2 separate regions of the Mus musculus genome follow, and region 2 is linked to region 1. The links are chromatin loops, found by intact Hi-C in ENCODE. Cell type or tissue: heart. All regions are shown on one strand. Links, peaks and the distances in the headings refer to the core of each region. The heading gives the core; the rest is flanking DNA. Region 1 has its middle 57 kb from the start of Arrdc4. Region 2 has its middle 120 kb from the start of Gm34549.

Region 1 (5,387 bases), core at 198-5,197:
TTTCGTCTCTTGTGTAATCCTGTCCCTCCTCTCAAGGTTAGACGTTCTGGTTGTCTCGTGGTGTTTTTATGGTGTTGGAATTGTTAAGCATGTGATTTGTCTAGAATTTTGTTTACAGGCACGAGGGAGTGGTTGATCTTTTCACCTTTTTTTGTCTGGATAACAGATTCCTTCCAACACTACCCATGGGGTAGTGTGACACTGCACTCTGGCTTGAAAGACAACCCTTATTGTACGTTAACTCTAAGATGGTCACCTGTGACTCTCTGGGGTTTGTTGTGCTGCACTTACCTATTGCTTTATGAATATATGAATCTGAATATATGAATCAGTTTGAAACTGTGCCTCCCTTTCTAGAGGTCCAGACTATCACATGAGTGACGTCCTACCCATTACTGTACATTTTCCAAGAATTGACCGGGCACCTGCCTTAAGCTCCACCCACTAAGACAGTCTGAAACTGTGTCTTCACTCCAAACACCTCTTTTTAGAATTCCCAGCATCTCTGGAGATCCTTTACTCTCAGCTTCTGAGAGATTCCTTGGCTGACAAGGACACTATCCACCTTGTGTTGTTGTCTCAGCATAGTGACAGGAGTCATCCACAAAGCTAACACCGTGTATTCATCCCTCCACCCCCACCCACCATCAGCACTAGTAGATGTCTGTTCTGGGGACTCTCGCCGCTGTCCTGAAGGTTCTCTGGAAGACTCAGCGACTTGATTGCTCAATCTTCCCTGCTTCATTTCACAGCATCATTTCCCTCAGAATCAGAAGTGCAATGATGGGACACTGTCCTCCTCTGGAACAGAGGGTTGCAATGGGATGTTGTCCTGACCCACTGTCCAGCAGACAGCGCTTCATGGGCTGGACATAGCACCATCAAGATGGATTAGGAGTCTCAGAGCCAAGGCCGCTCTGACCAATACCTTAGAACTTACAGGAGGTGCAAATGTTTGTTCATTTATCTCTGCAAACTGGGAGAAGACTGGGCTGCAAAACCTTTCTGAGCATTAGTGACATGACAAACGCTTATCTCAGATACCATTTACCTGTGCTTCCACGGTAGCCTAGGCCCTGCCCAAGGACACACTAGCTCTCTTCTGAATCTCCATTGGCTTTTCTCACATCAGCAATAAGAAGGCTCTCTGCATATCATTGGGATTTTTCTTTTAATCAGCTCCAACTTCTGCTGCTGTTATTTTGCACTTCTTATTTGGTTTTGTTTGTTTCCTGTAAAGAAAGATTCTTATTTTCAGAAAAATATTTACTATATCTGTTTGTGATGTTTGGAGCCTGGGTTATGCATTGTAGCCCAGGCTGGACTCAAACTGGCTGTCCTCTTGTCTCAGCCTCCTGAGTGCTGGGTTTACTGGAAACATTTAAAGGATAGTAGTGGGCACTGAGTTACATCCACCTTCTCCTGATTGTTTTATGGAAATGGATTTTAAAACACCCCAGAGAGTGGTCCCTGAATAGAAGTCACGGGTTCATTTTATTATAATCATCAAGATTAATGAGGGGCACAGGCTTCGTGGTGAGACATCAGTGGACAATATGATGAGAGGGCATCTTGATTTCTCCCTGTAAAACAGGCCAACAGCAATTAAACAACATCCACATCACAGGAAGAAGACAACAAAAGTGTGTGTCACTTAGTGAACAGTGGAAAGGGGATAGTGTAGAAAATAATGGACTTATAAGCTGCATTTTCTGATAAGATTTGTATCTCAGGTCGGATAAGTAGTCTGCGCTGTGATATGTAAGAGAGATTTTTAGCTAGCTATGTCGTTAGTTTTATCTAACCTCTGCCTAATGACTTTGAGACTACTTGAAGCAAAGCTGCACAGGTAAAAGGGCTTTATGTGTAAAGGCAAAAGGAAAATCGCTAACAGTCTCCATGTTAAGGTGTGTGTGTGTGTGTGTATGTGTGTGTGTGTATCTGTGTGTACATGTGTGTGTATGTGTGTGTATCTGTGTGTATGTGTGTGTGTGAGTGTGTGTATGTGTGTGTATGTGTGTGTGTGAGTGTGTGTATGTGTGTGTATGTGTGTGTGTATGTGTGTGTATGTGTGTAGGGAGAGAGAGAGAAAGACAGAGAGACAGAGAGAAAAAGAGAACAAGGCCACAGTTCATCAATTGACCTGGTTGACCTGAGATCTCCTGGACAGAGCAAGCATCCTCTGCATGTTGCACTTGTGCACTAGGAGGTCATATCGAGGTCACCCATAAAAAAGGGGGAACATATCAGGGGAATTCCAGAGCATCAGCTGACTGCTCAGTCAGGAAGCATCTGAAAAAGCATTCTTTCTGTGAGGACAATGAAGGGAGAGCCACTGGTCACACTCATAAGAGGTAAAACGGAAATCACAGAGTAATGAGAGAAAATAGTCGGGCACATACCGAATTTTCACTTTCATTCTCAAGGATCTAGGTTGCAGCTGGAGGGAAAACCCACAATGGGAGAAGCAGGCCCTTCATAGGGCCAGCACAGAGCAGCAACTGAAAGGAGTGAGTGGCCAGGAACCACTGATGTAATCCTATTTTCCCCTTTATCCTTATTTCCTGGGTAGTTGTCTCCATAATAATAATATTATGTTGTTCCACATAATTTTCAGGGGAGGAGTGAGGGGGTGAGGTTGATGGGGGTTAGCTCAGGACCTTCCACAGACCAGGCAAGTATACTACATCTCAGCTATATCCCCGGAATGCTTTCCTATTTTTAATTTTGAAACAAGAGCCTTACTAAGTTGCTTGAAATAGCTTTTGATAGCACTCTGCATAACCCAGGCAGGCCTTGAATTCAGGATTCTCCTGACTCAGTCTCCTAAGTGCCTGGGATGACAGGTCTGTGTCTCCAGGACTTGCTCTACAGACATCTCAAAGAAAAACATTCTTTAAAAAAGAAAAAAAGGTGATCCCTTGCTAAGAAAGACGAAAGAGAGCTGGGAACATTGATCAGTGGGTACAGATATACGTAGGCCCAAGAATCTGAGATTGATCCCTGTATCCCAGAAGGTGGCACAGGAGAACTGACTCTCACAATTTGTGTTCTGATTTCTATGACTGTGTTGTTTCATATGCATGACTACACACACACACACACACACACACACATACACACACACTACCACACTTAGTGCTGAGTCTTCATATGAACACTTACAATTAAATAGAAAAAAATCTTGACCTTAGTTCCCCAAGTATATTTTTTGTGTAATAGGAAGTAAAATTTGACATACAGTAATGTGAGACATCACTACACTCTTTTATTTAAGGAAATATTTTTATTTTTAAAAATTATTTTAAAAAGACATTCATATCCTTTCCAAAGTAGATCAAGAATATATATCAATAGTTTCTTGCCCTCAGAATATGCACCAGAGAGGAATAGCTAGGATTAGAGTTGAATGCACTAGTTATTTAAATACAGCTCCTTTCCTCTGACCACCAAGTACTAAACAGAAGCTTCATAGAGAAGGTGATTGCAACATCAAGCCAACATCAGCCCAACCCATTTTTATGGAACCTGTACTGGTATGTATAAAGAATGATCATCTATTATAAGCATTTATGAGCTAAGTCTCCATTGTTCTCTCTGGCTGGGAAAATCCTCAGAGCACAATATAACAGTACGTAAATTCAAATCCATTCTGATTGAGTCATTCTTTTGCTCAGTTCAGGAAAGAAAAAAAAAAGAAAAATATTAACCTGTGCTGTGTATGGTATTCAAGTTCAACATACATTGAGTTTATTGCTGAGTAACTGAAATGTCCACAGGACATAGTTAATGTGTTAATAGTTAGGGATATTTGACACTTAGAAGGAAGCTCCAAGAACTGAACAGTGTAACTCAGAAATCTTAGAATCCCCAGTGGAAAGTGAATTACAGAATCTGGCCACCATGCCTGATACAACTGGTCCCTCTAGGCACTATCCAAATGTGCATACATACATATATTCATACATACATACATACATACATACATACATACATACACACATACATACATATGAATGTATATACATTTATGTATATATACACATACATATTATATATACATATACACAAAACCACAAGAGATATGTATATGCATATATATCCATATATGTGAGACTTGATTTTATCTTTCTCACATCTTGAGCTGTTGAGCTAAGTGTGGGTGAAGGATTAAGAGCTCTGTGGCCTGTACTCTCTTCTTCCTCTGAGCCCATCAGAACAAGCCTCCAAGTCTCAAATGTATAACACTTTCCAGAGCGGTTGCCTTTATACTGCTGTCATGAGATGCCATGACCGAAAGCAACTTAAGGAGTAAAGAGTTTATTTTGGCTTGCCGTTCCTGGGAGTGAGAATCCATCACCGCAAGAAGACACAGCAGCAAATGACCAACCGTTGTCCTGGAAACCAGGATCACATCGTTAAGTGCAAGCACAAAGACAAAATGGAAAACAATTAATAGGGTATGTCTATGAATTGCCAGAGCCCACGCCCAGGGACTTCTTCCTGTAGGTGCTACTAGGTACTTAGGTACCACTTAAGCCTCTCCAAACTCTGTCACCAACTGGAGATTAATCATTCGAATATCCTCACTGAACCTATGACACTTCTCATTCAAAGGAAGGAACTGGGATACAGTTAGAAGATACTGGCCCAAAGACCAGCAGACAAACACCAAGTCCTATAGCTTCATGTCTAGTATCTTTACTTCCAAAGGGACCAAATGGTTCTGCACCCTCAGCTTTGATGCTTACACCACACGTCTCTCTTTTGGTCTGGTTCCATCCCATGCCTGCAGGTCTCCTTGGTGTCTATCTCATTTCCAATGTCTTCTGACTTCCACTGTAACACAGGCTTTACTTTCATATCTTCATGCAATAGCCTCTCACAACCTTTTCCTCTCTTGGGGGTCTTCACCTAGAGGCTCCCCTACCACTCACTGCAAGGTCCCAGCAGCTCCCTGAAACTGCAGAGGAAGAATTCATGACTCTTTCACTTTTATACTTCATGTCTCTAAGGTCAGCGGCAAATGGATGGCACTGCCAAGTTGAGCTGCTTGCTTAGGATGGAGAGTAGCCTCCTTAAGTCATATTTAGCAATAGCCCCTTTATCCAGTTGCTTTCAAGGAGCAGAAAACACTGTAGTAGAAAGCTTATCTGGGCAAGGTCTTTCTTATTGGCACCTCTTGTTTGTTACGGTATAGATCAGGAGTCCTTTATCTGTAATTATCTCCACAGACGTGGCTGCAACATTAATGTTCCTACTGTTCTTTTCCTCTACAAATTGTACATTTCTTATTTCTTTCTGCTCCGTTCGCCTTTTTTCACTGTAGACCTGCAGAAGTATTATCAATAATAACCACCCCACAAACTCAACATTACTTCAACAAT
Region 2 (5,387 bases), core at 129-5,128, 86 kb after region 1:
AATGATCTGTGGGGAAACTGGGGTGAGTAAGACATTCACAAACTATGTTCCTTGTAGATGCAGGTTTCTTCTAGCCCTTTCATTACTGCATACTGCCATCTCTCCTTCATTAAGCTCAGGAATAGTCTTAGACTAAGAAATGTCGGAAGCCATGATGGACTGATTATAAGGGAGGTTCTTCAGATGAGTGGGGTGTTTCCTTGGCAGGCTGAGATGACATCAAAGCAACTATAGCATGCCCCCATGCTTTACGGTCCTCTTGCTTTGTCTCTGTTGGGACAAATAAAGACAGTTGGTATAGCTAGGCCGAAATAAAACTGAGCTATTGCTAGTAGTGAGGAAAACGTAAATGAGAGACCAGTAACATGAAGCAGAAACAGGGACAGAGTGGACACCCAGGGAAAGATGCTGTTCAAATAAGGTATTGTGTATTGTTGTTGTCATTGTTGTTATTGTTGCTGCTGCTGCTACTGCTATTGTTGTTGCTATTGTTGTTGCTGCTGCTATTATTGTTGTTATTGTTATTGTTTTTTGAGCATAAGGAAAAAAAAATAAAAAGGAGCTGGAGTGATGGCCCGGTTCTCAGTCAGTAAAAATGTTTTCAGTAAAAATGTTTGTCAAGCAAGCCTGTGGATCTGAGCTTGAATCCCCAGCATCAAAATAAAACCAGATTTGGTAGTTCAAAACTCTATAATCCCAGTGCTCCTGCTAGGAGATCAGAGGGAAAAAAACAGCAAAAAGATTCTGCCTCAAATACGGTGTGAGATGAGGATAATATCCATGGTTGTCCTCTGACCTCTACATATGCAAGTTCACACACGAAAAGAAACAAAAAGGAAAACTAAAAGGAGAAAGGAATAGGAATAGAGGGAGTGAAGGGAGGGCAGAGAGTATGAGGGAGACAATCTACAGCAACAAGCAGACACACAGCCAATGAGAGGAAGCAGAGAGGATGAGCAGTAGCCAGGAGGAAAGTTCTATCTCCCACTCAACACTTTCTTTGGTCCCTTCAAACAGACTTGGATTTATCTAGAGTGGCAGTCAGAATAATGCCCCTCCCATGACATCCACCTCTGTATCCGTATCCAGGGAGTGTGAGCTGGTAAAGTCAGCTTTGCAGGGGTGGTTAAAACCAAGGAGCTTAAAGTGAACAAGGTGTTAGAATTATCCATACAAGCCTGATCTAATCCCCATGTCCCCTAAAAGTACAAATTCTTATGGTCTATAAACTGTGAATCATAGCAGTCTGAAAAAGTGTCATTGTCCCTCCCCAGCTTGGAAGTGTGAGGACAATATGAGCCTCAAGAAGCTAATTTCCAGGCAGAAGAGAGAGACGGGGGATGGGGAGAGAGAGAGACAGACAGACAGAGAGAGACAGAGACAGACAAAGACAAAGAGAAAGACAGAGAGAAATCAGCTATGCTTTAAGAAAGGAGCATGCTTTGCCTACACCTTCCTTTGAACCCAGGGAGACTCAGCCAGGACTTTTGACCTCAAGAACAGTAAGATAATAAGTCTGCTCTTTTAAGCCACTAAGTGTGAAGTAATTTGTTAGAGAAGCAATAGAAAAAAATGAAAATATCTGGAGATGTTAAAAATGGGAAATTATCAAAAATTGCTCTCCAACTTTGGCATTCCTAGTAATCGGTTTCCCATTTAGGCTGGGATTGCTTCTCCTCACTGCAGAACAGAGAATGGCTGCTCACAAGGCTCATTAATATGCATAAAGGAAGGCATAATTAGTTGCCACAGGTAACCCTTCTCTGGCGGTGTGAACTGAGCTAATGTGCAAATGCATGCTGCACCGGCAAGCAGAGCGGTGTGAGCAAAATCCCCTGTTTCATAAAAGGAAATATTTGAATAATATGCAAATTCACTGGATGTTATTAGCAGGATGTCAGGTTTGACAGTCCATGTTATTGTGCAAATAAATGAGTTTTGACACAAATAACTTAGGTATGCATTGATTTAAAAAATAGCAAATCTCATAACGAGATGTTATGTATTGTGCTGTAGGTTTATAAAGATTTTGATGGCTATTAGGAGAAAACCATAGCAAAAGATCATTTATTAATGTATTCATTAAGCTACTCTAAGGTGTAACAATCATTACTTCCCTCCAAATATGCACTGTTCCCTTCACATATTTAATTGACTCTGGCAATCCATATTTAAGACAATGAAGAGAGTTGTCAGCAATGGAAAGATGGAAATAAAGAGAAATCATGTCTTTGTCTGCAATGGCCAAAATACTGTGCTGTCCATTTGAACTCCTGTGGATATCTCCCCTAGACCCTCATCTTGAAGCAATCCACCTGCTGGAACAGATATCTCAGGCATACTTGTTCTTTCTTGGGGGCCTTCATCCTTTTTATTCTTTCTTCCTTCAGAACCCTTGTGCATATGCAGGATGCCACGCTGAGCTCAGAATTTCCTGTCATGCCTGAAGGGCCAGCGGTGCCCACTCTTGCTCATGGTGTTAAATATTTCTGTTCACAAACACACTAGAGAAGCACCTGAACTGGGCTCATAGGCTGTTGACTAGACCCATCCATCCTCTGGAGTCTGGAAAAGAAAGACCTTGTAGACCTGGACCTGTTGTTCCCCTGGCCGAGCCAGTGACCAACTAGTCCTCCTGCCTGCCTGGCACAGATATCAAGTGTTTCCTGTGTGGGAAACCCCAAGCGGATGTCAAGGAAGCTGAGGTCCAGGAGTTTCCACAGGAAGGAAGCTTTGTTGTCAGGCAGCCAGTAGGCTTCCAGGAGTAGGGAAGATTTGAGGTATGAGAATCAAAACTTATGTCCTACTTTAAGCAAAATATAAGAAAGTCTATCAAAAGACTATGAGGGGCTCAAGAGACATCGTAAGGGTCTACACAGCAAGGAGCCATGGAGAAGTGTGGAGCAGACCTCAGTCAGAACTGGATGCCCTGCCTTTGAAGAGGACACTTCAGACGTATGTGGGGGTTTTGCTTTTGGAAGTTGTGTTAACTACTGCAAAAGCTACTGTACTTGCTAAATTAAGTTCTAATACATTGCCTTCTTCCTTACAAGTCTCATTCCTGAGTTACCTCTGTCCTGGATCTGTTGGTCATATCCAGGGTTACACACAGGTGATCTCCATTCTGGAAAGATAGGCAGGGAAGCTGTTCTTCGGTTTCCATAGCTGGGGAGTTTGTTGCCTCTCATCTTGAACTACAAAGCTTGGAAAGGACTTGAAGATGTCGGGTGGACAGAAATGCCTGGAGTCCCCCTCCCCTCAATACACGCTCATTTTTTAAAATCAAATTTGAAACTCCTGTGTTCAAAGTCACTTCTCAGTGACTAAATTACAACTTTCCAAGATACAACCAAAATCTGATCACACAACCGGGGTTCTTTCCAATAGTCAGGAAAAGTGTAGAGACTGACAGGAGGATCGAGACCCTTAGAACCTATACCTGGAGCATGTGACTGGCATCGGAGGCGAGGATACTCAGAGAGGAAAGACTGGGGGTCACTTCTGGGGTCTGTGATAATACTAGATGGTGTCATAATGTCATTGAAAAGTTAGAAACTCAACTGCTGTTAAGTTGAGAAGTTGTGAAAAATCCATACATATGTCAGCAGAGGTGTCAGAATGAAGATTTCTCAGGAACAATTAGAAGCACCTGTACTGGCTAGTTTTGTGTCAACTTGACACAAGCTGGCGTTATCACAGAGAAAGGAGATTCCGTTGGGGAAATGCCTCCACAAGATCCAACTGTAAGGCATTTTCTCAATTAGTAATCAAGGGGAAAAGGCCCCTTGTGGATGGAACCATCTCTGGGCTGGTAGTCTTGGGTTCTATAAGTGAGCAGGCTGAGCAAGCCAGGGGAAGCAAGCCAGTAAAGAACATCCCCTCATGGCCTCTGCACCAGCAATCCTGGATCAGCAAGTGGCCATCTAATTCTTCCCCAGTGTACAACTGGATGAAGGTTTTTGACTTGTCATTGTTCCTTCCAGCTGCACACTGAGCAACTGTGATGATAACCAAGCCATCTGACAAGAGAGCAAAGCTATGTTGTTGACTCGTCTGTCTTATGTGATTCACTGACTTCAGGCAATCGCTGAGCGAACTTTGGATCAGCTGGGAGATTCATAGCCACTAAGTGAAGAAGAGGCCTTGTGCCCTCCTAACTGATTTCTTCTTTCTGCAGTGGAGAAGCCATTAAGTGATTTCATGTGGATGCCAATATCACCATGCCTGCGCCTCTTCTCCAAGGACCACTCACCATCCCCTTACACTGTTTATGTCTCTAACGCTATATATAACTATATCACTCACACACACACACACACACATATATATATATATATATATATATATATATATATATATATATATATATATATATCACAATCTACCATGACCTTGAGCATCTAGCCAAAGTCACTAACTGATGAAGGCTTTAAAGTCAAGCTCCCCCTCATGCAAGCAGGTGACCATTGAGATTTCACAGCTCTTCCTACTGGATGGAAAATTTTCCTTTTCTTCCTTTCAGTCAGGGTTCTCACTAAAGGGTATGGTTATACTCTAACTCTCTACTTCAACTATTTCTATCATATTGCACAGGGAAATCACCAATCCAAATTTGAATTCCTCTTTCCTGGTGCCTTCCACGAAGACTTGAGGTAGAGTGGAATGGAAGGCTATGCCAACAACAGCAGGCTGTAAAACCTCCCCACCTTGTTCCCTTTGTTCACATGCACTCAGCGTGCCTAACCCTATCCGGCACAGCCTCTTCGACTACAGCTCAGACTGTGGCTTGGACTGCGGATGCACCGACACTGAACATATGCTGTTACCGGAGCCTGCTGTGGCCCTGAAAACCTGTATGGCCACTGCCCACGCTTACTAGTATGAAATCTATTGAGTCCCTACTCCTTCCTTCACTAAATCCACCAAGATCTGCCACATGTGGGTATGAATGATGGGATCCTAGTCACAGAGAACTCAGGGGAAGTGAAGGGCTAGAGCTATGTTTTTCTATAGCCTGTGGTCCCTGCCTTGCAATATGGCCCATGAAAGAGGTAGAAATTCCTCAATTAGAACCAGGGTTCATATGCTGGATATTTGATGGGAATAGCCTGTCCTTCTTAGTGGGTAAAAGATTACAGGTGGCTACAACCACATTGCATTGAGTCCTGATTCTACTGAGTCTAATTCTCTGCCCCTCACAATGAATTGGTCCTCTCTAATTAACTTGGCTCTGCCGACCATAATGAGAAGACAATGACAGTTTCCATTCCACAGAATTGTTAGTGAGGATTAAGTGAGCTAGTGCATACAGCGCACTTAAAATAGCACAGGTCACAGCACAGATGTTGACTTTGGTGATAGCAATTACTATTGCTGTAAGCTATGTC

The links. Hi-C counts contacts between places; a loop is a spot of excess contacts. Peaks named below come from ENCODE experiments on the same cell type or tissue, not always from the same donor. Only the 100,000 strongest peaks of a DNase experiment are listed, where the experiment ranks them.
Region 2: a loop joins it to region 1, with 2.2 times the contacts of the local background. A loop is called at or near these places in 3 of 42 quality-filtered maps.

What each region holds. Positions count from the first base shown.
Region 1 is chr7:68,689,817-68,695,203 of GRCm38, reverse strand. No RefSeq gene overlaps it. Among named protein-coding and RNA genes, the nearest start is that of Arrdc4, 57 kb to the left of the region's middle. In heart, for the core only: no CTCF peak of the experiment used is centred there; a DNase peak (open chromatin) is centred at 2,313.
Region 2 is chr7:68,603,764-68,609,150 of GRCm38, reverse strand. No RefSeq gene overlaps it. Among named protein-coding and RNA genes, the nearest start is that of Gm34549, 120 kb to the right of the region's middle. In heart, for the core only: no CTCF peak of the experiment used is centred there; a DNase peak (open chromatin) is centred at 2,670.